2 separate regions of the Homo sapiens genome follow, and region 2 is linked to region 1. A link is an interaction called in ENCODE POLR2A ChIA-PET data of the cell type or tissue named here. Cell type or tissue: HepG2. All regions are shown on one strand. Links, peaks and the distances in the headings refer to the core of each region. The heading gives the core; the rest is flanking DNA. Region 1 holds the start of ACOT6 (acyl-CoA thioesterase 6). Region 2 holds the start of ACOT1 (acyl-CoA thioesterase 1).

Region 1 (15,681 bases), core at 206-8,205:
TTTTAAGTGCGAGCCACTGCACTCAGCCTGTTTGTTTGTTTGTTTGTTTGTTTGTTTGTTTGTTGAGACAAGGTTTCACTCTTGTTGCCCAGGCTGCAGTGCAATGGTGCGATCTCGGCTCACTGCAACCTCCGTCTCCCCCCGGGTTCAAGCGATTCTCCTGCCTCAGCCTCCCGAGTAGTTGGTATTACAGGCATGTGCCACCACACCTGGCTAATTTTGTATTTTTAGTAGAGATGGGGTTTCACCATGTTGGTGAGGCTGGTCTCAAACTCCTGACCTCAGATGATCCGCCCACCTTGGCCTCCCGAAGTGTTGGGATTACAGGCGTAAGCCACTGCGCCCAGTCTTGTTTTTTTTTTCGTTGTTGCTGGTTTTTTTTGTTTTTTGTTTTTTTTTTTTTTTTTTTATCAGACAGAGTCTCTCTCTGTTGCCCAGGCTGGAGTGATGTGGTGTGATTTTGGCTCACTGCAACCTCCACCTGCCGGGTTCAAGCAATTCTCCTGCCTCAGCCTCCTGAGTAGCTGGGATTACAGGCGCCCGCCACCATGCCCGGCTAATTTTTTGTATTTTTAGTAGAGACAGGGTTTCACCATCTTGGCCAGGCTGGTCTTGAACTCCTGACCTCGTGATCCACCCACCTTGGCCTCCCAAAGTGCCGGGATTAGAGGCGTGAGCCACCGCGCCTGGCCGCCTTGTTTTTTTTTTTGAGATGGAGTCTTGCTCTGTCCTCCAGGCTGGAGTGCAACGGTGCGATCTTGGCTCACTGCAACCTCTGCCCCCTGGGTTCAAGAGATTCTCCTGCCTCAGCCTCCTGAGATTACAGGCACCCACCACCATGCCCGGCTAACTTTTGTATTTTTAGTAGAGACGGGGTTTCACCATGTTGGTCAGGCTGGTCTCGAACTCCTGACCTCAGGTGATCCACCTGCCTCGGCCTCCCAAAGTGCTGGGATTACAGGCGTGAGCCACTGCGCCCGGCTCCTTGTTTGTTTTTAATGAAAGGTTTTAGTTGATTCTTAGTCAGTGTGATTTTTTTTTTTTTTTTTTTGAGACAGGGTCTCGCTCTGTCGCCCAGGCTGAAGTGTAGTGGCGCAATCTTGGCTCACTGCAACCTCAGCCTCCCGGGTTCAAGCGATTCTCCCACCTCAGCCTCCCTAGTAGCTGGGACTACATGTGTGAGCCACTATGCCTGGCTAATTTTTTTGTATTATATAATTAGTAGAGGTAGGGTTTTGCCATGTTGGCCAGGCTAGTCTTGAACTCCTGGCCTCAAGTGATCCACCCACCTCAGCCTCCCAAAGTGCTAGGATTACAGGTGTGAGCCACTGCGCCTGGCCCAGTCAGTATGATTTATTGAGCTCCTACTATATCCTTGCGAAAGCCTCTAGGAACATGGATATTTAGAAATCTGTAAGACCCAATTCCAGCCCCAGGAATTCACAGTACAGTGGGCAGCCACGAGTTAAGGCTAAGAATTGCTGAAGAGCTGTAAAAATAAAGCAAGTTTTCTTGTTTTGGAGAATAATCACAGAATTCGGTTTAAGGATTCTATGTGCTGTTGCAACTCTAGAATTTGTTGTTGTTGTTGTTGTTTGAGGCAGGGTTTCACTCTGTTGTCCAGGCTGGAATGCAGTGGCGTGATCTCAGCTCACTGCAACCTCTACTTCCTGATATCAAACAATCCTCCCACCTCAGCCTCCCAAGCAGCTGGGACTACAGGCATGCACCACCATGCCTGCCTAATTTTTTTTTTTTTTTTTTTTTTTTTGTAGAGACAGAGTTTCACCATGTTGCCCAGGCTGGTCTTGAACTCCTGGGCTCAAGTGATCTGCCCACCTCAGCCTCCCAAAGTGCTGGGATTACAGGCCTGAGCCACTGTGCCCGGCTCATCATTTTTATATGGTAGAGGTTTAAGTCAGGAATTTAGTTAGAAGGGATTAATCAGGAGTCTTCTTTCTGGGCTACCTTTACCTAGCAAACATCCTGTGTTTACTTAGACTAGGGTTCCTCAACCTCAGTAGTACAGACATTTTCAGCAAGATAATTCTTTGTTCTGGTGGTTGTCCTGTGCATTGTGGAATGTTTAGCAGCATCTCTGGCCTCTGCCTGCTAGATGCCAATAGCACCTCTCCCTTCAGATATGACAACCACAAATGTCTCCAGATATTGCCAAATTTCCCCCAGGGAGGGCGGCTAATCATTGCAGGTTGAGAACCACGTACAGCATGTTTATGATAGAAGGGAGAGGACTGTCAGGCAGTTTTGTGTGTGTTTTTAAACAATTAAAGGGCATTGCCAATACTGTGGATTTTAGCTTCTTTGGAAGTTTGATGTGAAAGGAGGCAAAAATCCTTCTTGCACATCAGCTTAAGGTTTTGCCCATATCGTATTCAAACAAAACCACATGGCTGGCACATAGTGGCTCTCAATAAATATATAATAAGTTGAATGCACTATTCAGCACATAGCTAAAGTGGTGGTGCCTCCAGGGAGGGACGTGAAACTTAAAAAGGAAAGACTGGAGTAGCTACTCAGGAGGCTGAGGCGAGAGGACTTGAGCCCAGGAGTTCGAGGCTGCAGTGTGAGCTACGATCCAGCCACGGCACTCCAGCCTGGGCAACAGCGGACGCCCAGACTCAGAATCCATGACAGACTCTGGAGCGAAGGAACAAGTTCAGGGATGTTCCACAATCACGCGATTCCCAGGACAGGAAAGGGGCCGGTGGGGGTCGCAGAGCTCGACCAAATTCTGGGCAGACTACTCATCCGGCGGCAGGAAGAGCGCGGCGCGCACCGGGCCCGCGCGCACCGGCTCGCGCCGCACCCCCGGCCGGAGAAAGTCGCGCTTGTTCTGCGCCAGGCACAGCAGCCGCCCGGGCTCGGTGTCGTGGCCGTCCAGCACTTCCAGCTCCACGGCGAAGGGCGTCCGCACGTCGCGCTTCACCAGCCGCACCAAGGCTTTCTCGGGCTCCAACGCCCACAGCAGCCCCATGGGCTGGAGCCCCGCGAAGCTGCCTCCCAGCGCGGGCGCGCGCTCCAGGTCCAGCTCGTCGCGGGCGTCGGCACGGTAGCGCGCGTGGGCCCGGAAGAGCGCGCCCTCTTCGTCGCGCAGGGACGTGCGCAGCGTGACTGGCTGCTCCGGGGCCAGGCCGCGCACTGCGATGCGCAGCGGCTCGTCCCAGCAGCAGCGGCCCGCGGGCTCCAGGATCAGCGTCGCTGCCATCCCAATCTGGGTAGAACAGGGGCGACCCAGCTCCGCGGAGTCAGTGGGCGGGCCTGGCGGCTTTGCCGAGCGCTGGAAAGTAGTCGAGGGCGGAGCCCTTAACACTACTCCCATTGGTTGGACTTGGGGACAGGCTCCAGGCCGCTGCGTGGGGCGCCTAGAATTTGTGCAAATACACCAGTGTCCCAAATGAAAGAGTATCTGCTGAAATAAGAGTTAATGACCAATCCGGCCGGGGGCGGTGGATCACGCCTGTGATCCTAGAACTTTGGGAGGCCGAGGTGGGTGGATCACACCTGAGGTTAGGAGTTCAAGACCAGCCTGACCAACAGAGTGAAACCTCATCTCTACTGAAAATACAAAATAGCCAGGTGTGGTGGCGCATGCCTGTAATCCCGGCTACTTGGGAGGCTGAGGCAGAAGAATTGCTTGAACCCAGGAGGCAGAGGTTGCATTGAGCCAAGATTGCACCATTGTACTCCAGCCTAGGCAACAAGGGCAAAACTCCGTCTAAAAAAAAAAAAAAAGAGTTAATGACTATTCCTGCAATCCAATGTGGTGAGTGTCGAAATAGAGGCACAAAAACCACTGAGAGCTAAAGGATTGAGAGAGATACAGTCCAAGAATCTAGATTTTGAAAAAGCATCCCAGGTGATTGTACTCAGGTGACCCCTTGGAGAAACATGGTCGTAATCCGTCCTTTACCCCTCAGTCCCTTACCAAGCCTTTTTTCCAGGGCTAATGGTACCTGGAGCAAAGCAGATGTTTAGGGAGGCAGACCTAGCCGAGTTCTGGTCTGACCCTGATCCTTAATATTAATACCTGGTGATCTTTAGCAAGAAACATAACCCTCTAAATTCAGTTTTCTTATCTGAAAAGGCTTATTGTGACCATTAAATGGGCTAATGTGTAAAAACACTACACTGACACACCTGTAGGTTAGTACCCAGTGAAAGTTTTGTTTTGTTTCTTACCTCACAAATCTAATCACTGGCAGAGTCCATTTTGGGTTGTATGCATACAGAGTTCTGGCAGTAAGCAAGTGGCACTCTCAGCCTGTGTAATTGAGGAGAGTTTTATAAAGGTACTATCTACAAAGGCATGGGCAAGATTTAAAAACAAAAACAATGAAACAAGATTCGGTGTAGAACCCTGAATCTGAAGGTTCAAGGGAAGGGGGCAGTCTGATAGGAGTTGTACCTTTTTTAGAAGGAACCTATGGTTTGTGGCAGGAAGGAGGAGACTATAAGTCCCTTGACTCTCCTCTTGTTTTTCAGTATCTTGCTAATGCCTCTCTTTGGCCAAACCCAACCACACAGCTCAACCTAGCTGGGAACATAGCAGGGTGGAGAAGGAAGAAGAGCATATAGTGATGCCCAGCTCAGTAAACATGTATAAACTGAACAAAAAGGTATTAGACTCTATGAAGCAAGTTCACTGTATGCTGGTTACCAACTTGTCTGAGTCCAGTGAGAAAACACATTCATATATTTAATACAACAATTTACATGAACTGGATTTATTACTTACAGATAGGCAGCAAAGAATGACAGAAGCCTAAGAATCATTGGAAACCAGTCCCCCAAGGCTCAGGAATGCTGCCTGGGTGATGGAATCTCATGTGTGTGTGCCCCACTTGCACTGCAGCTGCCCTGAGTTTTGTACTCTGGGGTCATGTGACTGCTGGGTTAAAGCATTGAAAGACATCCTGTTTGTAGGGAGGGGCTGGAATAGAGCCAGGGCTATTCCAGCCAGTCCGTCCCTCTCTCAGGATGTTACATTCCCAGCACGTTCTATGCTTGAGAACTACTAGTGAGAAAGAGGGGAGAACTGAGTCAGTCCAAGGCCAACCAGAGAACTGCCCTGCAGTCCATCCCCAACCCAGATACCTCCTTTAGTAAACCTAGTACATTTCATATGCCCTCCAGACCCCCAGGATCTGGAGGCAGAGGTTTGTCTGATCATATTAATATGGCACCTTGGTCGGGCACGGTGGCTAATGCCTGTAATCCCAGCACTTTGGGAGGCCGAGGGGGGCGGATGACTTGGGGTCAGGAGTTTGAGACCAGCCTGGCCAACATGGTGAAACCCTGTCTCTACTAAAAATACAAAAATTAGCTGAACGTGGCAGCACGCGCCTGTAATCCCAGCTATTCAGAAGGCGGCGGCAGGAGAATTGCTTGAACCCGGGAGGTGGTGATTGCAGTGAGCCGAGATCTCGCCACTGCTCTCCAGCCTGAGCGACAGAGCAAGACTCCCTCTAAAAGAAAAAAAAAAAAAAGCGACACTTGACTGAAACAATCTCGGTGCAACATTGTTAAGCCATGGCCGGAATATATTGCATTAGGCCCAGGAGACTACTATAATAAGCAGGATGATCAGGCTTGCTTGGAGCTGTGGCCTACCCCCAAGTCCTAGTGATCCAGGCAAGAAGTTTTGAGGTCCAAGAAAGATTCTTTAGGTAGCCACTCTGACTGCAACCAGTAGGCCTGCTTCCAGATCCTCTACCTATGTCTCCACCATGCCTGAGGTGTTTATCCAGGTACACCAGGAGGTGTTGGCAGTGGCACACACTCCTCCCAATTAGTCTAAAAAAAAAAAGGGTAGAGGAATTCTGTTGTTTAAAACAACCTGGCCAGGCGCGGTGGCTCATGCCTGTAATCTCAGCACTTTGGGAGGCTGAGGCGGGTGGATCACGAGGTCAGGAGTTTGAGACCAGTCTGGCCAACATGGTGAAACCCCGTCTCTACTAAAAATACAAAAATTAGCCAGGCATGGTGGTGCGTGCCTGTAGTCCCAGCTACTCGGGAGGCTGAGGCAGGAGAATTGCTTGAACCCGGGAGGCAGAGGTTGTGGTGAGCCGAGATCGCACCACTGCATTCCAGCCTGGGTAACAGAGCGAGATTCTGTCTCAAAAATAAAATAAAATAAAATAAATAATAGAACAACCTTCCCAAGGGAGTTGAAGGATGTCCCTGTGCTGCCAAGGCAGTGGCACTGGAAGCAGCAATATCAGGCACAGTTTTCTTATCATTTTTTTCATGAGCACTGACTCCTATATATGGTACCAAAAATTTCATAGAGGACCTAAACCTAGAATCAGCCACGACCTGGCAGGTTCCTAATAAGCATGGTGCATACTTTTAGACTACTGGCCCAATGATGTTTCTTGTACCCAGGGGTGATATGCAGGAGCACCCCCAGCATGCCCAATGTCCAGGATCCCATCATCTGCCAGCTTTCCAGGTATGACATTGTCCATCCCATGTTTGGCTCACTCCCAGATCACCCACAGAGGAAGAGGCAGCTTTTGGATGCACACTGCATCATTTTATTCAGCAACCCAGTCATGGCTATGGAGGATTGGTATTCACCAGCCAATTCTCATTGATGGCATAGTGACATGAGCTCAGTCTCCCCCATACAATCAATATCGTTCACAAAACCTGTACACAGAGGGTTAGCATTACACCTGATATGGTTTGGCTGTGTCCCCACCCAAATCTCATCTTGAATTATAGTTCCCATAATCCCCATATGTCCTGGGAGGGACCTGGTGGGAGGAAATTGAATCATGGGGGTGGTTAGTCTCATGCTGTTCTGGTGATAGTGAGTGAGTTCTCATGCGATCTGATGGTTTTATAAAGGCTTTCCCCCTTTTGCTCAGCACTTTTTGTTGCCGCCATGTGAAGGACATGTTTGCTTCCCCTTCTGCCATGATTGTAAGTTTCCTGAGGCCTCCTCAGCCATGCTGAACTGTGAGTCAATTAAATCTCTTTCCTTCGTAAATTATCCCATCTCAGGTAGGTCTTTATTAGCAGTGTGAGAACAGACTAATACAGTAAGTTAGTATCACAGAGAGTGGGGCACTGCTGTAAAGATACCCAAAAATGTGGAAGCGACTTTGGAACTGGGTAACAGGCAGCAGTTGGCACCGTTTAGAGGGCTCAGAAGAAGACAGGAAAGCGTGGGAAAGTTTAGAACTGCCTAGAGACTTGGAGGGCTCAGAAGACAGAAAGATGTGAGAAAGTTTGGAACTTCCTAGAGGCTCATTAAATGGCTTTCACCAAAATGCTGATAGTGATATGAACAATGAAGTCCAGGCTGAGGTGGTCTCAGATGGAGATGGGGAACTTGTTGGGAACTGAAGTAAAGGTCACTCTTGCTATGCAAAGAGGCTGGTGGCATTTTGCCCCTGCCCCAGAGATCTGTGGAAGTTTGAACTTGAAAGAGATGATTTAGGGTAACTGGCAGAAGAAATATGTAAGCAGCAAAGCGTTCAAGAGGAAGCAGAGCATAAAAGTTTGGAAAATTTGCAGACTGACTATGCTATAGAAAAGAAAAACCCTGGCGGGGCACAGTGGCTCATGCCTGTAATCCCAGCACTTTGGGAGGCCAAGGCAGGTGGGTCACAAGGTCAGGAGGTTAAGATCAGCCTGGCCAAGATGGTGAAACCCCATCTCTACTAAAAGTACAAAAATTAGGCAGGCACAGTGGCAGGCGCCTGTAATCCCAGCTACTCGGGAGGCTGAGGCAGGCGAATCGCTTGAACCCAGGAGGCGGAGCTTGCAGTGAGTCAAGATTGCACCACTGTACTTCAGCCTGGGCAACAGAGCAAGACTCTATCTCAAAAGAAAAAAGAAAACCCCGCTGGGCATGGTGGCTCATGCCTATAATCCCAGCACTTTGGGAGGCCGAGGTGGGTGGATCACCTGAGTTCAGGAGTTCGAGACCAGCCTGGCAAACATGGTGAAACCCCATCTCTACTAATAATACAAAAATTAGCCAGGCGTGGTGGTGCATGCCTGTAATCCCAGCTACTTGGGAGGCTGAGGCAGGAGAATTGCTTGAACCCAGGAGGCAGAGGTTGCAGTGAGCCCAGATCGCTCCATTGCACTCCAGCCTGGGTGACAAGAGCGAAAGTCTTCCTCCAAAAAAAAAAGAAAGAAAAGAAAAGAAAACCCTATTTTCTGGGGAGAAAATCAAGCCGGCTGCAGAGACTTGCATAAGTAACAAGGAGCCTAATGATAATCACCAAGACAATGGGGAAATGTCTCCAGGGCATGTCACAGACCTTCATGGCAGCCCCTCCCATCACAGGCCTGGAGGCCTAGAAGGGAAAAATGATTTCTTGGTCTGGGTCCAGAGCCCTCCTGCTGTGTGCAGCCTTGTGACTTGGTGCCCTGTGTCCCAGCCACTCCAGCCCTGGCTAAAAGGGGCCAAGGTACAGTTCAGGACATTTCTTTCTTTTTTTATTTTTTTGAGACTGAGTCTCTCTCTGTCACCCAGACTGGAGTGCAGTGGTGCAATCTTGGCTCACTGCAACCTCTGCTTCCCAGGTTCAAGCAATTCTCCTGCGTCAGCCTCCCGAGTAGCTGGGATCATAGGCACGTGCCATGACACCCAGCTAATTTTTGTATTTTTAGTAGAGACAGGGTTTCACCATGTTGGCCAGGCTGGTCTCAAATTCCTGGCTTCGTGATCCACCCACCTCGGCCTCCCAAAGTGCTGGGATTACAGGCGTGAGCCACAGTGCCTGGCCTCCATCTTGTTTTATGACCTTGAGAGCTTGACGTTGTAACCACAAGATGGTACTTCCTCTTGGTCTCCACCTTCCAGTGAACAGAAATTTGGGGGATCATGTTATAGTTAGCTCTAAAAATTATTGAGTAGTTAAAAGCCTTTGCAAGCTCAGAATCAACTACTCTAGACTCCTTCTGGGAAGGTGAATGAAGACTGCCCAGTGCTGTAGCTCAGTAGCTAAGATCACTGTGTGATCTCTCGCACAGTGGCCTAGGTTCAATTCCGGGCTCAGGGAAGGAGTCCTGATTGGTTTGATATCTGAGTGATGTTTACCATTTGTTGATTCTCTTCCCCTCCATGAATCATTTTGAATTTTCCTTTCTCTGTGCACCTGGGAGGTTACCTTTGGTAAGGCTCAAAAGCCAGACATATTGGCAGTTTTGTAACCACCCAATGGGTTCACCTTGCCTGCTTCCTAGAGAGAGCTGATTTTGTAACCACCAAATGGGTTCACCTTGGCCACTGCTAGATAGACCCTATTTCTCAAGATTTGCAATAGAGAAAGAGTAATTCACACAGAGCCAGCTGTGTGGGAGACTGGAGTTTTATTATTACTCAAATCAGTCTCCCCGAGTGTTTGAGGATCACAGTTTTTTTTTTTTTTGTTTTGTTTTGTTTGTTTGTTTCTTTTTGAGACAGAGTTTCATTCTTGTTGCCCAGGCTGGAGTGCAATGGCAGGATCTCGGCTTACCGCAACCTCCACCTCCTGAGTTCAAGTGATTCTCCTGCCTCAGCCTCCCGAGTAGCTGGGATTACAGGCATGCACCATCATGGCTGGATAATTTTGTATTTTTAGTAGAGACGGGTTTTCTCCATGTTGGTCAGGCTGGTCTTGAACTCCCGACGTCAGGGAGGATTACAGTTTTTATGGACAACTTGGTGGGTGGTGGGAAGCCAGTGAGCCGGGAGTGCTGATTGGTTAGGTAGGAGATGAAATCACAGGGAATTGAAGCTGTTCTTTTGCACTGAGTCAGTTCCTAGGTGGGGGCCACAAGATCCGATGAGCCGGTTAATCGATCTGGGTGATGCCAGCTGATCCCTGAAGTGTAGGGTCTGCAAAGTATCTCAAGCACTGATCTTAGGAACAGTTTAGGGAGGGTTAGAATCTTGTAGCCCCCAGCCAGGCACTGTGGCTCATGCCTGTAATCCCAGTACTTTGGGAGGCCAAGGTGGGTAGATCACCTGAGGTCAGGAATTCAAGACCAGCCTGGCCAATGTGGTGAAACCCTGTCTCTACTAAAAATGCAAAAATTAGCTGGGCATGGTGGCAGGCACCTGTAATCCCAGCTACTTGGGAGGCTGAGGTAGGAGAACTGCTTGAGCCCAGGAGATGGAGGTTGCAGTGAGCCAAGATTGCACCACTGCACTCTAGCCTGGGCAACAGAGTGAGACTACATCTCAAAAAAAAAAAAAAAAAAAAAAAAAAAAAAAAGAATCTTACAGCCTCCAGCTGCATGATTCCTAAACCATGATTTCTAATCTTGTGGTTGATGTCAGTAGTCTAGTTCCCAGGCGAGGAGGTTTGTTTTTGGGAAAGGGCTGTTATCATCTTTGTTTTAAACTATAACCTATAAACTAAGTTCCTCCCAAAGTTAGTTCAGCCTACACCAAGGAATGAACAAGGACAGCTTGGAGGTTAGAAGCAAGGTGGAGTCGGTTAAGTTAGATCTCTTTCACTGTCTCAGTCATAATTTTGCAAAGGCAGTTTCAATCTTGCATGGCTAGAGTCGGGTAATAAGACATTTAAAAGGACTTTTTTTAAAAGAGCACTATGGTTAAAAGTCAGCTTAATTGAAAGTGGATATCCAAACTATAGATATATCTAAAGGGCCCTTATGTTTTTTTTTCTTCTTGGATCTTGTTTTGCTGGAAAAAGGTTTTTTTTTTTTCTTCTCAGTTAACTGAATTATTTTTCTCCGTTTTGTCTTGCCACTCTTATGCACACATGAGAAGCACTAAGATAACTTCTGGTAGCCTGGGACTCATTGGGAAAAACAGGAGGTGCCACAAGACCCTGTTTTGGGAAACCCTCTGTTTTCCTTATGAAACCCCAAGAATTAAAAGTGGATAGATCCCTCTCAAAATCTGTTTTTGTCTTCCAGCTGTGCCTGCTTATTAGACCTTAGAAACTGCATGTTTTCCTTGCCCCTGTTTCTTGAAGGGCTCCACCCTGAGGCCAGTAATCCAATTAAGAAACTGGCTAGCTGGGCATGGTGGCTCTCGCCTGTAATCCCAGCACTTGGGAGGCCAAGGCTGGTGGATCATTTGAGGTCAGGAGTTCGAGACCAACCTGACCAACATGTTGAAACCCCTTCTCTACTAAAAATACAAAAAAATTAGCCAGGTGTGGTGGCGCATGCCTGTAGTCCCAGCTACTTGGGAGGTTGAGGCAGCAGAATCACTTGAATCTGGGAAGCGCAGGTTGAAGTGAGCTGAGATCACACCATTGCACTCCAGCCTGGGCAACAGAGCAAGACTCCAGCTCAGAAAACAAAACAAAACAAAACAAAAAAACAAGAAACTGGGCCAGGTGCAGTGGCTCATGCCTGTAATCCCAGCATTTTCAGAGGCCGAGGTGGGTGGATGACTTGAGGTCAGGAGTTTGAGACCAGCCTGGCCAACATGGTGAAGCCCTATCTCTACTAAAATTACAAAAATTAGCCAGGCATGGTGGCAGGCGCCTGTAGTCCCAGCTACTTGGGAGGCTGAGGCAGGAGAATTGCTTGAACCGAGAAAGTGGAGGTGGCAGTGAGCTGAGATTGAGCCACTGCAGTCCAGCCTGGGTTATAGAGCGAGACTCCATCTCAAAAAAAAAAAAAAAAAAGAAATTAGCAAATGAAAAATCTTACAACTACTGGATTTTCTTCTGTCTGTTTGTGTAGTTGTATATATGTGTTATGTGTGTGATGTTTGCATAAAAGGACTCTGATTAATTGGCTTAAAGAAGAATAAGCACCTGCCGGCCATGGTGGCTCACACCTGTAATCCCAGCACTTTGGGAGGCCAAGGCAGGCACATCATGAGGTCAAGAGATCTGGACCATCCTGGCCAAAATGGTGAAACCCTGTCTCTACTAAAAATACAAAAATTAGCTGGGTGTGGTGCTGCGCACCTGTAGTCCCAGTTACTCAGGAGACTGAGGCAGAAGAATCGCTTGAACCTGGGAGGAAGAGGCTGCAGTGAGCCAAGATTGCACCACTGCACTCCAACCTGGCAACAGAGCAAGACTCCGTCTAAAAAAAAAAAAGAAAAGAAAAGAAAAATAAGCACTTCGATCAAATGTTTTGAAAGAAAAAAACTATAATGCCTTTTAGTTCATGTGACTTTAGTAGTCTTTGGGAAATAAAAGCAGTTTTAAAGATTATTAGTAAAATATGGGAGGCTGAGGTGGGTGGATCATGAGGTCAGGAGATCGAGACCATCCTGGCTAACATGGTGAAACCCTGTCTATACTAAAAATACAAAAATTAGCAGGGCATGGTAGCATGCGCCTGTGGTCCCAGCTACTCGGGAGGCTGAGGCTGGAGAATCACTTGAACCCAGAAGGCAGAGGTTACAGTGAGCCGAGAATGTGCCACTGCATTCCAGCCTGGCGACAGAGCAAGACTCCATCTCAAAAAAAACAAAAACAAAAAACAAAAAAAACAGATTATTGGTAAAATGCAAATGTCTTCAAAATGTAAACGTGTTCTAAATTACGTTCAAATATTAGGTTTGCCAAATTATTTAAGGTCATAAACTGCTTCTTTGGCTTTTGAAAATAGTTCAACTTGCCTGCTTTACAGCTTGGTAAGGCCTGGGGACATATGGAATTAACCACGCCCCCAGCTGTGCTGGAAAGAGTCAGACCATATTTGTACCTAGTACATAATTAAAATAAGTTACCAGGTTTTACATTAAAATTAAAAATTGCTAAGAGTCATCATTGTAACATACAATTAAGACTACTAAAAATAGTTTTACATGCAAGGTGTGTGAGGAGAGTAAAATGTGTTTTTGGTAAAAGATTGTAAGAAGGCATGGGAATGTACATTTTTGTAAACCTTTAACATATTTAACAGGCTTCCCAAAATCAAATTTCAGCCTCAGAATTGTCTTTTCTCATCTCTAAATTTGAGATGCTACAGAGGGCCCCTGAAGCATTTAAAAGAGAGGTAAACAGGATTATTTGACGTGGTTAGTTACATGGGAAGCATTGTCAAAATAAAAAAAAGATTTACTCTTCTTCAAGTTATATTTTAGTGAATGATATTAATATATGTTCCAAAATTGTATGGAATTTCTACGTTCTAATACATCTGAGTATATGGTATCAATCATAATTGTAGCCTGCCAGGATCCCTGGGGGACTGAACAAAGCGGGGAGAACGCGGGAATAAAGAGACAAAAGAATATGTTTGGAAGAAGGAGTCAGGAGGCAACTTGCCTCTAGTGGACAAGGGCCCTGAGCTTTACACAGCCCTCTGTATTTATTAGGCAAAAAAGATAGTGAGAAGCGGGGTGGAAGAAGGGACCAGCTGCTTGGTCTACAGTAGTCTTGTAAGACTGCATTCTCTAGATGTCCCAGTAAATAACCTCAAGGAGCTCGGCACCAGGAAGCGATTGCCCTCAGCAAATCTTCTGGGGCAGGCACAGAAGCGAGTTTGCCCACATCCTGCATTCATGATAAATCATATAGCCTCCAGTGGAATGCTAGGTTGGTCATGATCCCTTTGACCTTTTTGGCTCCCAACACATAATTATGTTGTTAGGCCAGGTGCAGTGGCTCATGCCTGTAATCCCAGCACTTTGGGAGGCCGAGGCGGGCGGATCACAAGGTCAGGAGTTCAAGACCAACCTGGCCAACATAGTGAAACCTCGTCTCTACTGAAAATACGAAAATTAGCCAGGCACGGTGGCCCGTGCCTGTAGTCCCAGCTACTTAGGAGGCTGAGGCAGGAGAATCGCTTGAACTCAGGAGGTGGAGGTTGTGGTGAGCCGAGATTACACCACTGCACTCCAGCCTGGGCAACAGATTTAGACTCCGTCTCAAAAAAATGAAATAAGATTAAAAAAAAAAAAGCATAATTATGTTGTTATTGTAGACCACAGAAATAACCAGCTCTCCTTGTCAGAAGTGTTTTAACTATTACTATTTAAAATCATTTGAATTCCATGGTCTAAGATAAATTATCTGTAAAAACCCATTGGTTATCAGTGCTATGCACCTAAATTAGAGAAATAACTGGTATTCAAGAGGACATAAGTCCAATGTTAAGCATGGACTCATGGAGAACCAGGATGGCTGCCTTGTCTTTCCTGAGTCCCTAAAGGTTTTGTTATTAAAGGTTATGGTTTCTATGACTCATCATGGAAAAGACAAAATGATCCAATTTAAATACATATTGGTTTGCTGACTTATAAATTGCTAAAGTAGTTCTTTTTTGAGACAGAGTCTCACTCTGTTGCCCAGGCTGGAATGCAGTGGCGCGATCTCAGCTCACTGCAATCTCCGCCTCCCAGGTTCCAGCAATTCTCCTGTTTTAGCCTCCCAAGTTGTGGGGATTACAGGCGTGCGCCACCATGCCCAGCTAATTTTTGTATTTTTAGTAGAGATAGGGTTTCACCACGTTGGCCAAGCTGGTCTCGAACTCCTGACCTCAAGTGATCTGTCCGCCTCAGCCTCCCAAAGTGCTGGGATTACAGGCATGAGCCACCACACTGACCTGCTAAAGTAGTTTATAACCAATGTTTGGTTTGTCAAATCCATATTTTTGGGAAGACAGTCAAAGCTTCAGGTACATTTACCTGATGGGTCATTTAAACACTTACAAAAATATTTCATTTAATTGTCATTTTCTTTTTTTTGGAGACAGAGTCTCACTCTGTCATCCAGGCTGGAGTGCAGTGGTACAATCTCGGCTTACTGCAATTTCCATCTCCTGGGTTCAAGCAATTCTCCTGCCTCAGCCTCCTGAGTAGCTGGGATTACAGGCACGCACCACCACACCTGGCTAATTTTTGTATTTTTAGTAGAGATGGGGTTTCGCCATGTTGGCCGGGCTGGTCTCGAACTCCTGACCTCTCAGGTGATCCGCCCGCCTTGGCCTCTCAAAGTGCTGGGACTACAGGCGTGAGCCAGCACGCCTGGCCGAGAAGTTCTTAAACAGATATCTAGAGGTGTATTTTGTCTAGTGGAGTGAAACCCACTGAGATTTTTAGAAAACCCCACAAAGTTTTTAAGAAAATTGTTCTGGCTGGCTGGGCGTGGTGGCTCATGCCTGTAATCCCAGCATTTTAGGAGGCCTAGGCAGGTGGATCACCTGAGGTCAGGAGTTTGAGACCAGATTGGCCGACATGGTGAAACCCTGTCTCTACTAAACATAACAAATTAGCCGGGTGTGGTGGTGGGTGCCTGTAATCCCAGCTACTTGGGAGGCTGAGGCAGGAGAATTGCTTGAACCCAAGAGGCAGAAGTTGTAGTGAGCTGAGATCACGCCATTGCACTCCAGCCTGGGAAACAAGAGCAAAACTCCGTCTTGGAAAAAAAAAGAAAATTGTTCTGGCTGAAGAATAATTCCAGTTCCACTATGAGCTGGAACTTAAAAGGCAGAGAATACAAAATTAAAAGAGAACTTTGAACTCCCCTTTTCCATCTAGGAGGCAGGTTAAATTTAATTGCTAACTCATTTTCTTATGGAAAATAAAGGTTTCAACTCAGGAGGTAGAACCAAAAGCTACAGAGAACAACTCACAGAGAGTAAATTGAACACTAATGAAGGAATTGGCAGCGTGTTCTCCGGTGTGTTTCAGAGTTGCTACAGGCTAGTGACAGCTGTGTGCCACATTTTCCCCATTTTTGAACAGGACTGTCTATAGGAGTTATCTTATAC
Region 2 (15,681 bases), core at 4,646-12,645, 74 kb after region 1:
AAATACGAAATGTCAAGAGGCTGATAGGTAATCTGAACCCTTGTGGTGCTTTTTAAAATTTTTCATGTTATTAAAACATTTTTTTGCCAAGTGCGGTGGCTCACGCCTATAATCCTGGCACTTTGGGAGGCCAAGCCGGGTGTATCACCTGAGGTCAGGAGTTCGAGACCAGCTGACCAACATGGCAAAACCCCATCTCTACTAAAAATACAAAATTTAGCTGGGTGTGGTGGTGGGCGCCTGTAATCCCAGCTACTTGGGAGGCTGAGGCAGGAGAATCACGTGAACCCAGGAGGCGGAGGTTGCAGTGAGCCGAGATCAAGCCATTGTACTCTAGCCTGGGCAACAGAGCGAGACTGTCTCAAAAAAAAATTGTTTTTATAAGATGGTGTCCCACTATGTTACCCAGGCTGGCTTGAACTCCTGGGCTTAAGCAATACTACTACTGCCTCAGCCTCCAAGTAGCTGGGATTACAGGCATGTACTTCTACAACCACCGGCTCATCTGTGGTGCTTTTGAATCTAATATTCACCAGCCTGAATTTCTAAGAATGGAGAATAGGGTCCCTAAGGTCTCAAAAGGGCTTCAGCAGACTCAAGTTTGGGATCTAGCATCTACTAAAACAAGTTTTAACTATTGCACTTTTCTAAGAGAGTCATATACTATATAATTGCAAGGGAAAAGATAAAACAATATGACTTGAAATTTTGTGTTGTGGCCTGGCATCTTGGGGTGGGACTTGGCCAGGCCAGCTATGAGCAACTGTCCCAGATTGCATCATCTCTAAGAGTTTTCAGAGCCTCAGGTCATGTGTACTCTAAATGGGGCTCCATGCCCAGCACTGGCATTCTTGTGGAAGTTTGGAGACATGGCACCAGCTGCATTCCTGGGTTGCAGAGTAACACAGGAGGTAGCTTCATCTCAGGGTATCATCTCTCTACTGTAGATCTGGTTATATTCTACTGCTACAAAACCATGAATTCCTTTAGAAAAAAGGTGCCGGAAGCTGGCAGCGGTGGCTCACACCTGTAATTTCAGCACTTTGGGAGGCTGAGGCAGGAGGATTGTTTGAGCTCAGTAATTCAGGACTAGCCTGGGCAACATTGGGAGACCCCATCTGTACAAAAAATTAAAAATTAGCCAGGCATGGTGGTGTGTGCCTGTGTGGTCTCAGCTGCTAGGGAGGCCGAGGTGGGAGAATAGCTTAAACCTACGAGGTTGAGGCTGCAGTGAGCCGTGACTGTGCCACTGCACTCCAGCCTGGGCAACAGAATGAGACCCTGCCTCCAAAAAAAAAAAAGGAAAGAAAATAATAATAAATTAAGGTTTTTTTTTTCTTTTAAATACAACTAAGGTTTAAGAAAAAATCAAGTTTATTGTGTAACTATTTATATCAAGTGATATAAATATTGTCTTTCTTTTTCTTTATTTTTTTTTTGAGACAGTATCCTGCTGTCACCCAGGCTAGAGCGCAGTAGCACAATCTCGGCTCACTGCAACCTCTGCCTCCAGGGCTCAAGCAGTTCTCCCACCTCAGCCTCCCCAGTAGCTGGGACTACAGGCATCCGCCACAATGTCTGGTATTTGTTTGTAGAGACGGGGTTTTGCCATGTTGCCCAGGCTTGTCTTGAACTCCTGGGTTCAAGCAATCCACCAGCGTTGGCCTCCCAAAGTGCTGGCATTACAAGTGTGAGCCACCATGCCAAGCCTAAATTGTTATTGAATTTCACATTTGTCATTGTTAAAATCGCTTATGTAATTCATCTCAATAATGTTTTATCAGCTTTTGAAACAATTAAATCCTAAAGGTCCATATGTATAAACAGGAACATAAAATTTATTTGCACTAGGAGAATCCTTATTAATCCAAGGAGAAGATATCAAAGAACTAAATATGTATTGGTTTTGAAAAGTTTTAGTAGTTTTATATCTAACTAGTAATCAGTTTATAGGCAAGATGTTAACTTCCATTCTTAAAGGAGAAACTCAAATCTGATATACTTTTTATATTATGTGCTTTTCTTCCACAGTAGGTAATCATTTATTTATTTAATTAATTTATTTATTTTTGAGGCATAGTCTTGCTGTGTTACCCAGGCTGGAGGGCAGTAGTGCAATCTCAGCTCATTGCAACCTCTGCCTCCCGGGTTCAAGCAATTCTCCTGCGTCAGCCTCCTGAGTAGCTGGGACTACAGGCATGCGCCACCACGCCCGGCTAATTTTTTGTATTTTTAGTAGAGATGGGGTTTCACCATGTTGGCCAGGCTGGTCTCAAACTCCTGACCTCAAGTAATCCGCGCACCTTGGCCTCCCAAAGTGCTAGGATTACAGGTGTGAGCCACCACGCCTGGCTCACTTATACTCATTCAGCAAATAATTATTGAACTCCATTTACGTACCAGACACTGTTAATTGATGTTACTCACTTTTCCTTTCAGAACTAAAGCCTTATCAGTTGTGTGTTGAGATAGGAAGAGGAGACTTTTTCCACTTCTTGTGTTTCCTACAGTTACTCCCTTCCCAAACTGATAAAGTATACAGTTTATAAAAATCTTAAAAACTCATTCTTACTGGTAAATTCATTTTAATAATGAGGGGAAGAAACTTTAAGAAGTTATGAGAAAGAATGAATACACATACACACACTAAATGTGGCAGATGTTTCCAGGAGAGATTAGCAACAGAGAGGCCACATGATCAAATAAAATTTACACTTTTGATGGGATTGTCCCCTCGTGGCCACCCAAGTGTTTGTGGAAGAAAGTCTGGAGTTGTTTCCAAGCATCCACCTGAGCCATGGCATGAGCCCTGGGCTCCCCTCCCCAGATAATAGGACTGCCCACCAAGGCATGCAGGGAAGCCCGACACAGGGGGAAGTAAGGAGGCTCAATATAGTGCCCTGTCTCTGGGTAACAGATGATCTGGGGCTTTCTCCTCCCATGGGCCTGCAAGCGTTTACAGGCCTCATTAGCATAGAACTCACTCTTCCAGTTGTGGTCATCCTGACCTACCAGGAACAGGAAGGTGCTCTCTGCCCTTTCCACAGGAATGAAGCTCTTCTGGTCAGGTCCTTCCAAAGGGCTGTTCAGGACATCCACAATGTCTGCATAGCCATCTTTGGTCACCTTGATGCGATTTCTGTTGACGCCCACAGGGGGCAGGGTCTCGCCCTTGTAGCGTAAGGTTCCCCCAACATTGGCCACAGAGCCGTTGATGACGACAGCAGCCGTGATGCCCTTCAGGAAAGAGGCCATGGAAAGGCAGAGCTCACCCCCTTTGGAAATTCCAAGCAGCCCAACTCCTGGACCTTTTACCTGAGAAAGGGACAAAGGAAAAAGAAGAAGAATGGCTCCACAAACAGTGGAATATGGTGAGTTGTGCCCACCCTGGAAGTTAGTTGAACCTGAGTCTGAATCTGGGTTCTACCATTTACCCAGATTTGCAGCTTTGGGAATTTACCTCCCCTCTATCTCTTCCTTTCCACAATTTGTCCATCACCACTCTTGGTGATAACCATGTGGAAGATCTATCAATTACTCTGGTTTCTCAGTTCCTTAATCTCATTATCTCCCATGATCTTTTTCTGTCTCCCACCTGAGCCACCCATTCCCACTGTCATAACTAAACTGAGTCGTCATCAACAAGTACGTCATCTCATGGCCGGGCGTGGTGGCTGACGCCTGTAATCCCAACAGTTTGGGAGGCTGAGGCGGGTGGATCATTTGAGGTCAGGAGTTCGAGACCAGCCTGGCCAATATGGTGAAACCCTGTCTCTACTAAAAATACAAAAATTAGCCAGGCAGAAGTGGCATGCGCCTGTAGTCCCAGCTACTCAGGAGGCCGAGGCAGGAGAATCGCTTGAACCTGGGAGGTGGAGGTTGCAGTAAGCCGAGATCATGCCACTGCACTCCAGCCTCGTTGACACGGCAAGACTCCGTCTTAAAAAAAAAAAAAAAAAAAGAAAGAAAAAACATACTGGAATTTAAAATTGCATAATACCAACTACAAATATCTTTACTAGCAGGAAATATAGTAATATAGAATTGAATAGAAACTGTCTATAAGAGGCCAGGTGTGGTGGCTCATGCCTGTAATTCCAGCACTCTGGGAGGCCGAGGTGGGCAGATCACTTGAGGTCAGGAGTTTGAGACCAGCCTGGCCAACATGGCGAAACCCCATCTCTACTAAAAAAAAAAAATACAAAAATTAGGCTAGGCATAGTGGCTCATGCCTGTAATCCAGCACCTGGGGAGGCCAAGGCAGGTGGATCATTTGAGGTCAGGAATTCAAGACCAGCCTGACAAATATTGTGAAACCCCGTCTCTACTGAAAATACAAAAATTATCCAGGCATGTTGGCAGGTGCCTGTAATCCCAGCTACTTGGGAGGCTGGGGCACAAGAATCACTTGAACTTGGGAGGTGGAGGTTGCAGTGAGCCAAGATCGCACCACTGGACTCCAGCCTGGCAACAGAGTGAGACTCCATCTCAAAAAAAGAAAGAAGAAGAAGAAGAAAGAAAGAAACTGTCTATAAGAAGTGACTAAAAAAGGTAGTGTGTGTTGGGGTAGGGAATGGCTGTCATGAATGAGCTAACTTCTGTGAAAACCCAGACCATTTAAGAAGAGACCTGATACATCATAGCCCATAAATCTGAGAGAAGAACTCACCTCAGGATGACTGAGCAAGTAGTTCACAGCTTCTTCAAAGTACTCCAGATGGAGCGTCTCCATGGTCTTGGGGAGGTCTTCATAGTTATAGTAAGCCAGAGCCATCACAGCAAAACCCTTCCCAGCCAGCAGACTAGCCCGATACTCCAGCAGGCCACCTCCAGTTCCGAACATGTCCACAATGCCAGGAAAGGGCCCAGGTTCTTGGGAAGAAACAAAACAAAATGCAAAACTAAGCTATTCCTGAAACAGTTGGATGGTTTCTTACCAAGTTAAACATATACTTACCACACATGTGACCCAGCAATCCCACTCCTAGGTATCTACCCACGAGAAATGAAAACCTGTGTTCGTCCAGAAACTTCTGGCAAGTGTTTATAGTGACTTTATTCATTGTAGCCAAAGACTGGAAACAACCCAAATGTCCTTTAACTGGTGAATGAATCCATTTAATGGTGCACCACCAAGAAACAAAAAGAAAGACTGCTACATAGAAGAGCACAAATTCCTCTCCAGTGCACTCAACAGAATGCACTTATTCAATGGAGACAGACTCAAAAGGCTACTCATTCTGAATGACTCCACTTACTGAATATTTTTATCATTTACATTAAAGGTTTTGTGTTTCACACAAAATTAAAGAATAATAATGCAGGCTGGGTCTGGTGGCTCACGCCTGTAATCCCAGCACTTTGGGAGGCTGAGACGGGTGGATCACCTGAGGTCAGGAGTTCGAGACCAGCCTGGCCAACATGGTGAAACCCCATCTGTACTAAAAATACAAAAATTAGCTGGGTGTGGTGGCGGCCACCTGTAATCCCAGCTACTCGGGAGGCTGAGGGAGGAGAATCGCTTGAACCCGGGAGTTGGAGGTTGCAGTGAGCCAAGATTGTGCCACTACTCCAGCCTGGGCGAAAGAGCGAGACACTGTCTCAAAAAAAAAAAAAAAAAAAGAATGCAAACACCTTACAGGCAACACTTTTAAGACATAGTTCAGTGCTGATACCCGCAAACCATCAACGTCCCACAGACCCCTGTGCCCTTTCCTCTCTTTCCAGTATCCTGGACTTTCTGTGTATCACTCTTGGTTTTCTTCATAGTATTACCACTTAGATTATGTACCTTAAACAATATTTTATTTTGCCTATTTTTTGAACTGTATCTAAATGGAATGATACTGAATGTGTTCTCCTAGTGTTTGACTGTTTCACTCAACAGTGGTTTGGAGATTCATCCATGTTGATTCTTTTTTATTTTTTTCTTTTCTTTTGTATATCTTGATAGATGTTGATTCTTCTAGCTGTAGTTCAATCACTTTGACTGCTGGAAATATACCTCAATTTATTAATCTGTTCTATTGTTGATGGACATTTGGACTGTTTCCAGTTGACTTTGCTCTTTTTTTAAATTAATCCAGACTGCTCATCTGCAATGGCTTTCCTCTTATAAGGAATATGCCTCCTGGTGCACATGTACAAGTAGAATAACATATTTAACTTTGTAAGTTAAGACAAATTGTTGCCCAGAGCAGATGAATATGTTGACTCCTTCTAGCAGTGAGTTTCATTTCCTCCACATACTGGTCAGCAATTGATAATGCTAGCTTCTAAAAGTGGGCCACTTCTGAGGGTGTGAAATGTACTCTGTTGTTTTATTTTGCATTTCTTTGATTATTAATAAGGATAAGCATCATTTCTACACTGGCTGATTGCTCTTTATGTAATATAAAAGTATCCAGTAACCTCAAATTTCCATTTGACAGGAAGAGGCTTTCCTATTGTAAATGCTAATTTACATAAACCTTAACATACTGTGTGAATTGAAAGAAAAGTTGCAAAAATGAGAAACTTTTAAAGAACATTTCTGGGCCCCATACCCCTAGGATCCCGAGAAACCCCAGTGCCCCGGCAGCGATGAGCACAGCCCACGCGTGTGCTGATGGACAGGGACCGCGTGCTGGCAGCTTCCAGACGGCATCCTGTGGGGCTTCAGCCGCCGCTTCTCAGGGAGCTGCATGTGACACTGCAGCAGCACCGCAGCTTCCTGGTCTGGAAGCAGTACCTCACCCTGCTGCCGGACCTGGTGGATAAAGTGGCCCATGGGTGTGAAGCCCTAGGCTTTTCCCTAGTCTTGAAGCCCAACCCCAGAGGGCCTTGCAAGAGATGAAGCACATGCAAAACACCGAGGTCTTCACACTGCACCAGCCCCTGCCAAAGTATGACCACTGTGTGGGTGAGAAGCACCGCTGGGTAGAGCAGCACCTGGAGTCCCAGCTTGTGGAGTGAATTATCCTGACAATGGACAAGACCGTGGTCTTTGGGGACTTGCTCACTGATGACAAGGATACCATTCGAGGCCAAGAGGAGAGGCCACAATCAGTACCTGGTCCTGCCATGCACAGGGAGGTGGCTGCTCTCCTGGAATGGTAACAGGACGGAGATCATAGCCAGCCAGCAGGGAGCTAGGCAGCAGGAACGAACAGGCCCTGCAGGGGGCAGCAGCTGCAGCTGGAGCAATGGTGGGCGGGCAGGCACCAAAACCTCTGCACTGTCACAGGCCCAGCCACCTGGCACCTCCTAGCTGCCATGGAAATACAGTGAGAAAACCAGTTGGAATTCTTTTTATTAAAAAAAAAAGTGACTTCCTGGTCCATACATAAATAAGAACATTGAAACTACTTGAAAATTTTTTGTTGTTGTTGTTTGTTTTTTGTTTTTGTTTTTGTTTTAGATGGAGTTTCACTCTTGTCCCCCAGGCTGGAGTACAATGGCGTGATCTCGGCTCACTGCAACCTCTGCCTCCAGGGTTCCAGCGATTCTCCTGCCTCAGACTCCCGAGTAGGTGGGACTACAGGTGTGCACCACCTCACCTGGCTAATTTTTGTATTTTTAGTAGAGACGGGGTTTCACCATGTTGGCCAGGCTGGTCTCGAACTCTTGATCCGCCTGCCTCGGCCTCCCAAAGTGCTAGGATTACAGGTGTTAGCCACCGCGTCCGGCCTGTTTTTTTTGTTTTGTTTTGTTTGTTTTTAATATTATGTGTCTTTTCTCTTTCCTTACAATGCCTTTTTTTTTTTTTTTTTTTGAGACGGAGTCTCACTCTATTGCCCAGGCTGGAGTGCGTGGCACGATCTTGGCTCACTGCAAACTCCGCCTCCTGGGTTCATGCCATTCTTCTGCCTCAGCGTCCCGAGTAGCTGGGACGACAGGCGCCCGCTACCACGCCCGGCTAATTTTTTGTATTTTTAGTAGAGACGAGTTTTCACCGTGTTAGCCAGGATGGCCTTGATCTCCTGACGTCGTGATCCGCCCGCCTCGGCTTCTCAAAGTGCTGGGATTACAGGCGTGAGCCAGCGCGCCCAGCCCTTACAATGTCTTTTAACTGAGCACTAGGTTTGAGGGACCTCTCAGTTTTGGAGCGGCAGGGGCAATTCCCCAACCAACTTTCCATTCCATTCCTGTCTCCTTACACTAACCTCCGGAATGTTGGAAGCTACATCCTTTCTCCGTATGAAAAGCGCAGGGACGAAAAAAAATAAAAATAAAAAAATAAGTGTAACTCCCCTCAAAGGGCCGGGCGCAGTGGCTCACCCTGCAATCCTAGCTCTTGGGGAGGCAGAGGCGGGAGGATAGCTTGGGTCCAGGAGTTCAAGACCTACCTGGGCAACATAGCCCGGGGTGGTGGTGGTGGGGCGGGAGGAGGGACACACACACAAGCGAAAAGAGCGGGGCGGGGCGAAGGGGACACACACACACACACAGTGGAAAGCGCAGGAACAGGGATGGGCAGAGGGGAACAATTAGCGGAGGTGAGTCACCTGGCGGCAGGAAGAGCGTGCCTCGCACCCGGCCCGCGCGCACCGGCTCGCGCCGCACCCCGGGCGGGAGGAAGTAGCGCTCGTGCCGCACCCGGCACAGCAGCCGCCCGGGGTCGGGGTCGTGGCCATCCAGCACCTCCAGCTCCACGGCCAAGGGCGTTCGCACGTCGCGCTTCACCAGCCGCACCAAGGGTTTCTCGGGCTCCAAGGCCCAGAGCAGCCCCATGGGCTCAAGCCCCGCGAAGCTGCCGCCCAGCGCGGGCGCGCGCTCCAGGTCCAGCTCGCCAAGGGTGTCGGCGCGGTAGCGCGCGTGGGCCTGGAAAAGCGCGCCCTTCTCGTCGCGCAGGGACGCGCGCAGCGTGACCGGCTGCTCCGGGGCTAGGCCGCGCACGGCGATTCGCACCGGTTCGTCCCAGCAGCAGCGGCCCGCGGGCTCCAGGATCAGCGTCGCCGCCATCCGAGCAGGAACCCAAATAATCCGGCCAAACTGCCTCAGCTGTGGAGACCCCTGCAACTCTGCCCAACTCTTCCTCTCGGGCTGCCGTCGCAGGCTAAACGCCCACTAGGGCAGAGCTGTCTGCTAATGTGAGCGGGGAAGGCCAGAGTCCAGCCGATCAGCCAGACCAAATATAGACACACTGGAACTTGCTTAAAGTCTCCTGTGTTGAAACCTCCACTTTATGTTGGAAAGCAACTTCCTAGGTTTGCTTTTCAGAAGCTTGCTGGCTCGCGGAATGGGCTGGGCCAGGACTGGTTCGTCCCGGCTACTCGGGAGGCTGAGGCAGGAGAATGGCGTGATCCCGGGGGGTGGAGCTTGCAGTTGGCCAAGATCATGCCACTGCACTACAGCCTGGGCGACAGAGCGAAAGTCCGTCTCAGAAAAAAAAAAAAACAACAACAACCAGGCAGCTAGCAGTCTCCAGGCTCCAAACTCCTGATGGCGAAGAGGAATGCAGGACTGGAGTTGGTTTTGATCACTTTGTTGAATAATTCACACTCATTACTAATCTTAGGGCTTTTCTTTCAAAATCTGCACCATGGTGTTTTGCTTTCGTGTTCTCTGTATATGCCTATCCTCCACATCACTCCCACATCGAAGGGTGCTGGCTTCTTACTAGCTGTGTGACCTCTGAGCTTTATTCCTTACAGGTGTAAAAATAGCCAAATGAGGTAATAGTTATTAATTTCTCGAACTCCTGACTTTGTGATCCGCCCGCCTCGGCCTCCCAAAGTGCTGGGATTTACAGGCGATGAGCCACCGCGCCCGGCCAATAGTTATTATTTTCTTATACTGGTTTCTCATTTTTGTCCCAGTCAGGCAAGTGTTACCTCTCATCTTTTTTTTTTTTTTTTTTTTTTTTTAAAGAGACAGGGTCTCACTACGTTGCCAGTCTGGAGTACAGCGGCGGTTTACCATCACTGCGCACTTACAAGCCTCAAACTCCTGGGCTAAAGCCATCTTCCTGCCTCAGCCTCTCAAACACCTCAAGGGACTACCGGCGCTCCCCATGCATTGGGCTTTTTTCTACTTTTTCATAGGCTATTGGTTCCAACCAGAGGTGGTTTTTTTTTTTCATCAAACTTAAGCTTTAGGCCCCTCCCAAGCCCTTGTACCTGATTTCATAATTTCCTATCTTGGTAATTAGAGAAACCTATAAATGCGTAAGCTTCAAACTCACAAAACCTGTGTTTGCCTCTGCTCCTAATAAGGCTGTCCTCAAGGTAAGCCTTTTTATCTCTTTCCAAATGCTCTCATGTCCCATGTCCCATGTCATTATCATACAACTCCCTGTTAGTTGTAATTACCTTTGTATAGGTTCTGTGGCACACATCAAGTATATTCTGTGCATAGAAGTCTCAGGAACTAAAGAAGGTAAATAATAGTAGCTAATTGTTAATACTTACAAGAACCGTAGTAGTAAATTAAGGCCCAGAGAATTTAACTGATTTTCTGAAGATCATACAGCTGGGAAGTGGAAGTTGGGTGAGGTGGCTCACGCCTATAATCCCAGTTTACTTGGAGGCTGAGGTGGCAGGGTTTCTTAAGGCCAGGAGTTTCAGACCAACCTGGATAAGACCCTGTCTCTAACAAGAAAAAGGGGCCAGGCGCGGTGGCTCGCGCCTGTAATCCCAGCACTTTGGGAGGCCGAGGCGGGTGGATCACGAGGTCAGCAGATCGACACCATCCTGGCTAACACAGTGAAACTCCGTCTCTACTAAAAAAAAACCAAAAATACAAAAAATTCGCCGGGCGTGGTGGCAGGCGCCTGTAGTCCCAGCTACTCGGGAGGCTGGGGCAGGAGAATGGCGTGAACCCTGGAGGCAGTGCTTGCAGTGAGCCAAGATGGCGCCACTGCACTCCAGCCTGGGCAAAAAAAAAAAAAAAAAAAAAAAAAAAAAAAAAAAAAAGAAAGAAGAAAAAGAAAAGAAAAAGGGAGAGGGTTCATATGTTTGAAATCTGATTCTCAAGGCTGGGCTCTGAACAACTATGTTTAACTGTCTCTCACAGGATGTTGAAGAAGATTTGGAAAAGAAACTCATATTGGTGGATATATAAACTGGTATGACCTTTTCATGGCAATCTATGCAAAAATATTTAAAAGATCCCTTCTCTTTGACTCACAGTTCCACGTCTAGGAATTTGTTTTAAGTATAACTTCATAAATATGTGTAAATATTTGGCTACAAGGATGCTAATCATATCATTTTAATAGAGAAAAAATTAGAAACAAGTTAGCAATATAAATTTGGTTTTACCAGTTTAATTGTGATGTCATAAATGAAAGCAGTTTAGTTATAAAGCAGAAGAATATATGATGAGCATTCTTCCATGAAACTGATGAAAAAAAGCAGGTTAGAGAACAGTATAAATATACTTTTTACCAAGATATTAACATATTTTTTAAAAAGACTAGTCAAACACTCCCCCAGTAGCTGAATGCAGTGGTAGATGCCTGTAGTTCCAGCTGTTAGGGGGGAGGCCTAGGCAGGAGATTGCTTGAGCCCAGGAGGAATTCGATACCAGCTTGGGCAACAGAGCAAGACCTCATCCCTTAAAAAAAAAAAAAAAAGCAGAAAAGATAAGACATGAAAATTAAAAAAAACACACATCTAACTATTTCAAACTGTTGTTTCTTGAGCCTTGAGGTTTTATGCATAGTATTTGTTTATTTGCTTGTTTGTTTTTTAAGACGGGGTGTCTCACTGTGTTACCCAGGCTGGAGTGCAGTGGTGCGATCATAGCTCACTGCAGCCTCAACCTCCCAGGCTTAGACAGTTCTCCCACCTCAGCCTCCCGAGCACCTGGGACCACAGGCATGCACCACCACACCTGGCTAACTTTTTAGATTATTTGTACAGATGGGGTCTCCCTATGTTGCCTGGTCTCGAACTCCTGGGCTTAAGCAATCCTCCCACCTTGGCCTCCCTGAGTGTTGGGATTATAGGCAAGAGCCACTACACTCGGCCATGTTTCTTTTTTTAATTCTTTTTTTTTTTTCAAGACAGAGTCTTGCTCTGTCGCCCAGGCTGGAGTGCAGTGGTCTGATCTCGGCTCACTGCAACTTCTGGCTCCCGGGTTCCAGTGATTCACCTGCCTCAGCCTCTTGAGTAGCTGGGATTACAGTCACATGCCACCACGGCCAGCTGATTTTTGTATTTTTAGTAAAGACGAGGTTTCACCATGTTGGCCAGGCTGGTCTCAAACTCCTGACCTTGTAATCTGCCTGCTTCAGCCTCCCAAAGTGCTGGGACTAGAGGCATGAGCCACCGTGTCTGGCCTTAACTCTTATTTTTTAGAGACTAGGTCTTGCTCTGTCACCCAGGCTGGAGTGCAATGGCACCATGATGGTTCATTGCAGCCTTGAACTCCTGGGTTCAAAGGATCCTCCCACCTCCTCTTCCCAAACAAGTGACCCTACCACCTCATCTTCCCAAAGTGCTGGGATTGTAGGCATGCATGGCCTCATTTTAACCTTTTTTTTTTTTTTTTTTTTTTAGAGACAGGGTCTTGCTATGTTGCCCAGACTGGTCTCGAACTCTGGCCTCAAGTGATCATCCTGCCTTGGCCTCTCAAAGCGCTAGAATTACACGCATGAGCTGCTGGAACAAGCCCATTTTAACCATTTTTAAGTGTACAAGTCAGTGACATTAAGTACATTACATTGTTGTACAACTATCACCATTATCCATTTCCAGAACTTTTGGAGTCTTGCTCTGTCCCCCCAGGCTGGAGTGCAGTGGCGCGGTCTCAGCTCACTGAAACCTCCGTCTCCTGGGATCAAGTGATTCTCCTGCCTCAGCCTCCCAGGTAGCTGGGACTACAGGCGCGTACCAGGACACCCAGCTAATTTTTGTATTTTTAGTAGAGATGGGGTTCCACCATGTTGACCAGGCTGGTCTTGAACTTCTGACCTCAGGTGATCTACCCTCCTCGGCCTCCCAAAGTGCTGGGATTACAGGCCTGAGCCACCACGCCTGGCCCATTTCATTCCTTTTTAAGGCTGAATAACATTCTGTTGTATGTATCTTCCACATTTTGTTTATCCATTCATTCACTGATGGACATTTGGGTTCTTTCCACCGTTTGGCTATTGTGAGTATGCTGCTATGAACATGGGTATACAAATATCTGTTAAAGTCCCTGCTTTCAATTCTTTTGGATATGTACCCAGAAGTAGAATTGCTGGATCACATAGTAATTCTATATTTAATTTTTTGAGGAACCTTCAACAGGGTTTTGATTTATTTTATTAGAAACAGGGTCTCCCTCTGTCACTGAGGCTGGGTTGCAGTAGTGCCATCATAGCTCACTGCAGCCTCAAACTCCTGGGCTCAAAGGATCCTCCTGCCTTAGCAGGGTTATAATATTTAATTTTTTTAGTCTTTACTTTTCTTTTCTTTTTATTTATTTATTTATTTTTTTGAGATGGAGTCTTGCTCTGTCACCCAGGCTGGAGTGCAGTGGCCCAATCTTGGCTCACTGAAAGCTCCACCACCTGGGTTCACGCCATTCTCCTGCCTCAGCCTCCAAGTAGCTGGGACTACAGGTGCCCACCACCACACCCGGCTAATTTTTTTGTATGTTTTAGTAGAGATGGGGTTTTACTGTGTTAGCTAGGATGGTTTCAATCTCCTGACCTTGTGATCTGCCCACCTTGGCCTCCCAAAGTGCTAGGATTATGAGCGTGAGCCACTGCACCCGGCCTAGTCTTTACTTTTCATACCAAAAACGTACCCTCTCGCTCTTTTATGGTGGTCCAACCATCTGAGTGCAGCTTGAGCCCAAGTGCTAAAGTCCATATTCAGGTTGGTCAGCAGCAGCAGTCTTGCCTGGAACCAAGAGATGGACCACCTGAATAGCATGAGCTGGGTCAACGAGACAGAGCCTTAGGCCCAGAAATCTTTCCTGCTGTCAGGATAAATTAGTTTGTTTCACAACAGGACTCCTGAAGATCAGAATTTCTGTATCTGTAAGACTTCTATGACTTAAAGAATTTCTGTACGTGTGAAATTATACTACTAGAAATACAAGATTGAAGAGTCTCCTTGTAAAAGCTAGTGTTAATGGCTAATAATCTAGCCAGGATTTGGAGATCAGGGAAAATAGGATTGAACTGTGTGGGCAAAGGAGATTAAGTAGCAGTGGAGGAGCTGAAAGGGGAATGGAAAAGTCAACGGACAGCTTCTACTTTACCATCTGTTTTATCAGCCTGGTAATCTGACGCCTGCCAGAGCTATGTGGTCATGTGTTCCCTGCTTTGCCTCTTTCTCAGGATTTATAAACCCTTGTGGTGGGAGAATATGGAGCCGCATACATCTAGAGGGTTTTTTTATTTTTATTTTTTGAGACTGCACTTCACTCTTGCTGCCCAGGCTGGAGTGCAATGGCCTGATCTTGGCTCACTGCAACCTCTGCTTCCTGGGTCCAGGCGATTCTCCTGCCTCAGCCTCCCAAGTAGCTGGGATTACAGGCATGCGCCACCAGGCCCAGCTGATTTTCTTTTTAAATTTTCTATTTTTAGTAGAGATGGGGTTTCACCATGTTGGTCAGGCTGGTCTCGAACTCCTGACCTCAGGTGATCCGCCACCTCAGCCTCCCAAGTTGCTGGGATTACAGGTGTCAGCCATTGCGCCTGGCTGAGGTTTATTTTTCAAAGAATGACCAAGAGGCTGGGTGTGGTGGCTCACAGTTGCAAATCCCAGCACTTTGGGAGGCCAAGGCAGGTGCATCACTTGAGGTCAGGAGTTCGAGAACAGCCTGGCCAATATGGTGAAACCCCATCTCTACTAAAAGTACAACAATTAGTGGGGCGTGGTGGTGTGGCCTGTAATGGGAGGCTGAGACAGGAGAATTGCTTGAACCTGGGAGGCAGAGGTTGCAGTGAGCCAAGATCACACCACTGCACTCCAGCCTGGGCGACAGAGTGAGACTCCCTCGCAAAAAAAAAAAAAAAGACGAAAAACTCCATGAAACTACCATTCAATAAATAATCAATAAATAAGATGCAATTTCTCACAGCTCAGTTTACAAAGAAGGAAATTTAATAAATGGTTGAAGATATACCCCCGACTGAACCCACAAGTTCTCTGAGTAGACTCATGGAATTCTAAAGAGTTGGTTGCTTGGAGACTGATAGAAACAGCTTTGGAACCTAAGAAACCAAGGAAGGTTTAAGATGCAGAACCTTGCTTCTCTCTGAGGACTGCCTTGTAGGAGGCCATTTGGAAAGTAATTTTGAAACACTGCTCCTTTGCCAGTATCTGAAAGGTGCTGGATGGTGTCAGCTGGAAGATGAGGGGCAACCTGAGGTAGCTGAAAAAACTTTGGATTAGGTGTCAAAAGGGTCAGTACTACTTTAGATACCAAGCAGTATGGTGATCTTAATGATTTCTCTCCTCTCTGGGCCCCAGTTTTGGGATTTATAAAATCAGGACATTAGGCCTGGTGCAGTGGCTCATGCCTGTATTCCTAGCATTTTGGGAGGCCAAGGTGGGAGGATCGTTTGAGTCCAGGAGTTCAAGACCAGCCTGAACAACATGGTGAGACTCTATCTCTACAAAAAAAAAAAAAAAAAAAAAAAAATTTAACCGAGAGTGGTGTGCTATGTGCCTATGCTCCCAGCTATGTGGGAGGATTGCTTGAGCCCAGGAGGTCAAGGCTGCAGTGAGCCATGATCACGCCACTGTACTCCAG

The links. ChIA-PET counts read pairs that join two places held together with the same protein. Peaks named below come from ENCODE experiments on the same cell type or tissue, not always from the same donor. Only the 100,000 strongest peaks of a DNase experiment are listed, where the experiment ranks them.
Region 2: POLR2A ChIA-PET joins it to region 1 with 12 read pairs; 3 of 35 experiments call an interaction of 5 or more read pairs at or near these places.

The regions. Positions count from the first base shown.
Region 1 is chr14:73,600,117-73,615,797 of GRCh38, reverse strand. ACOT6 (acyl-CoA thioesterase 6) reads right to left here and starts at 3,281. Exons shown (of 3, transcript NM_001365788.1): 1 at 2,766-3,281. The coding sequence starts at 3,226. It also overlaps a transcript of HEATR4 not described here. RefSeq lists a silencer at 1,701-1,945 and enhancers at 3,021-3,070, 2,604-3,103, 3,121-3,170. In HepG2, for the core only: no CTCF peak of the experiment used is centred there; DNase peaks (open chromatin) are centred at 2,027, 3,357 and 4,907; H3K4me3 peaks cover 1,675 bases.
Region 2 is chr14:73,530,684-73,546,364 of GRCh38, reverse strand. All of the region lies in intron 1 of HEATR4 (HEAT repeat containing 4), which reads left to right. It overlaps ACOT1 (acyl-CoA thioesterase 1), which reads right to left and starts at 9,222. Exons shown (of 3, transcript NM_001037161.2): 1 at 8,487-9,222; 2 at 4,670-4,872; 3 at 2,569-3,315. The coding sequence starts at 8,943. The coding sequence ends at 2,710. LOC124903344 (a long non-coding RNA gene) reads right to left here. Exons shown (of 2, transcript XR_007064263.1): 2 at 15,008-15,300. It also overlaps the pseudogene NT5CP2. In HepG2, for the core only: a CTCF peak has its summit at 7,150 (motif pointing right); DNase peaks (open chromatin) are centred at 7,104, 8,124, 8,424 and 9,194; H3K4me3 peaks cover 2,770 bases.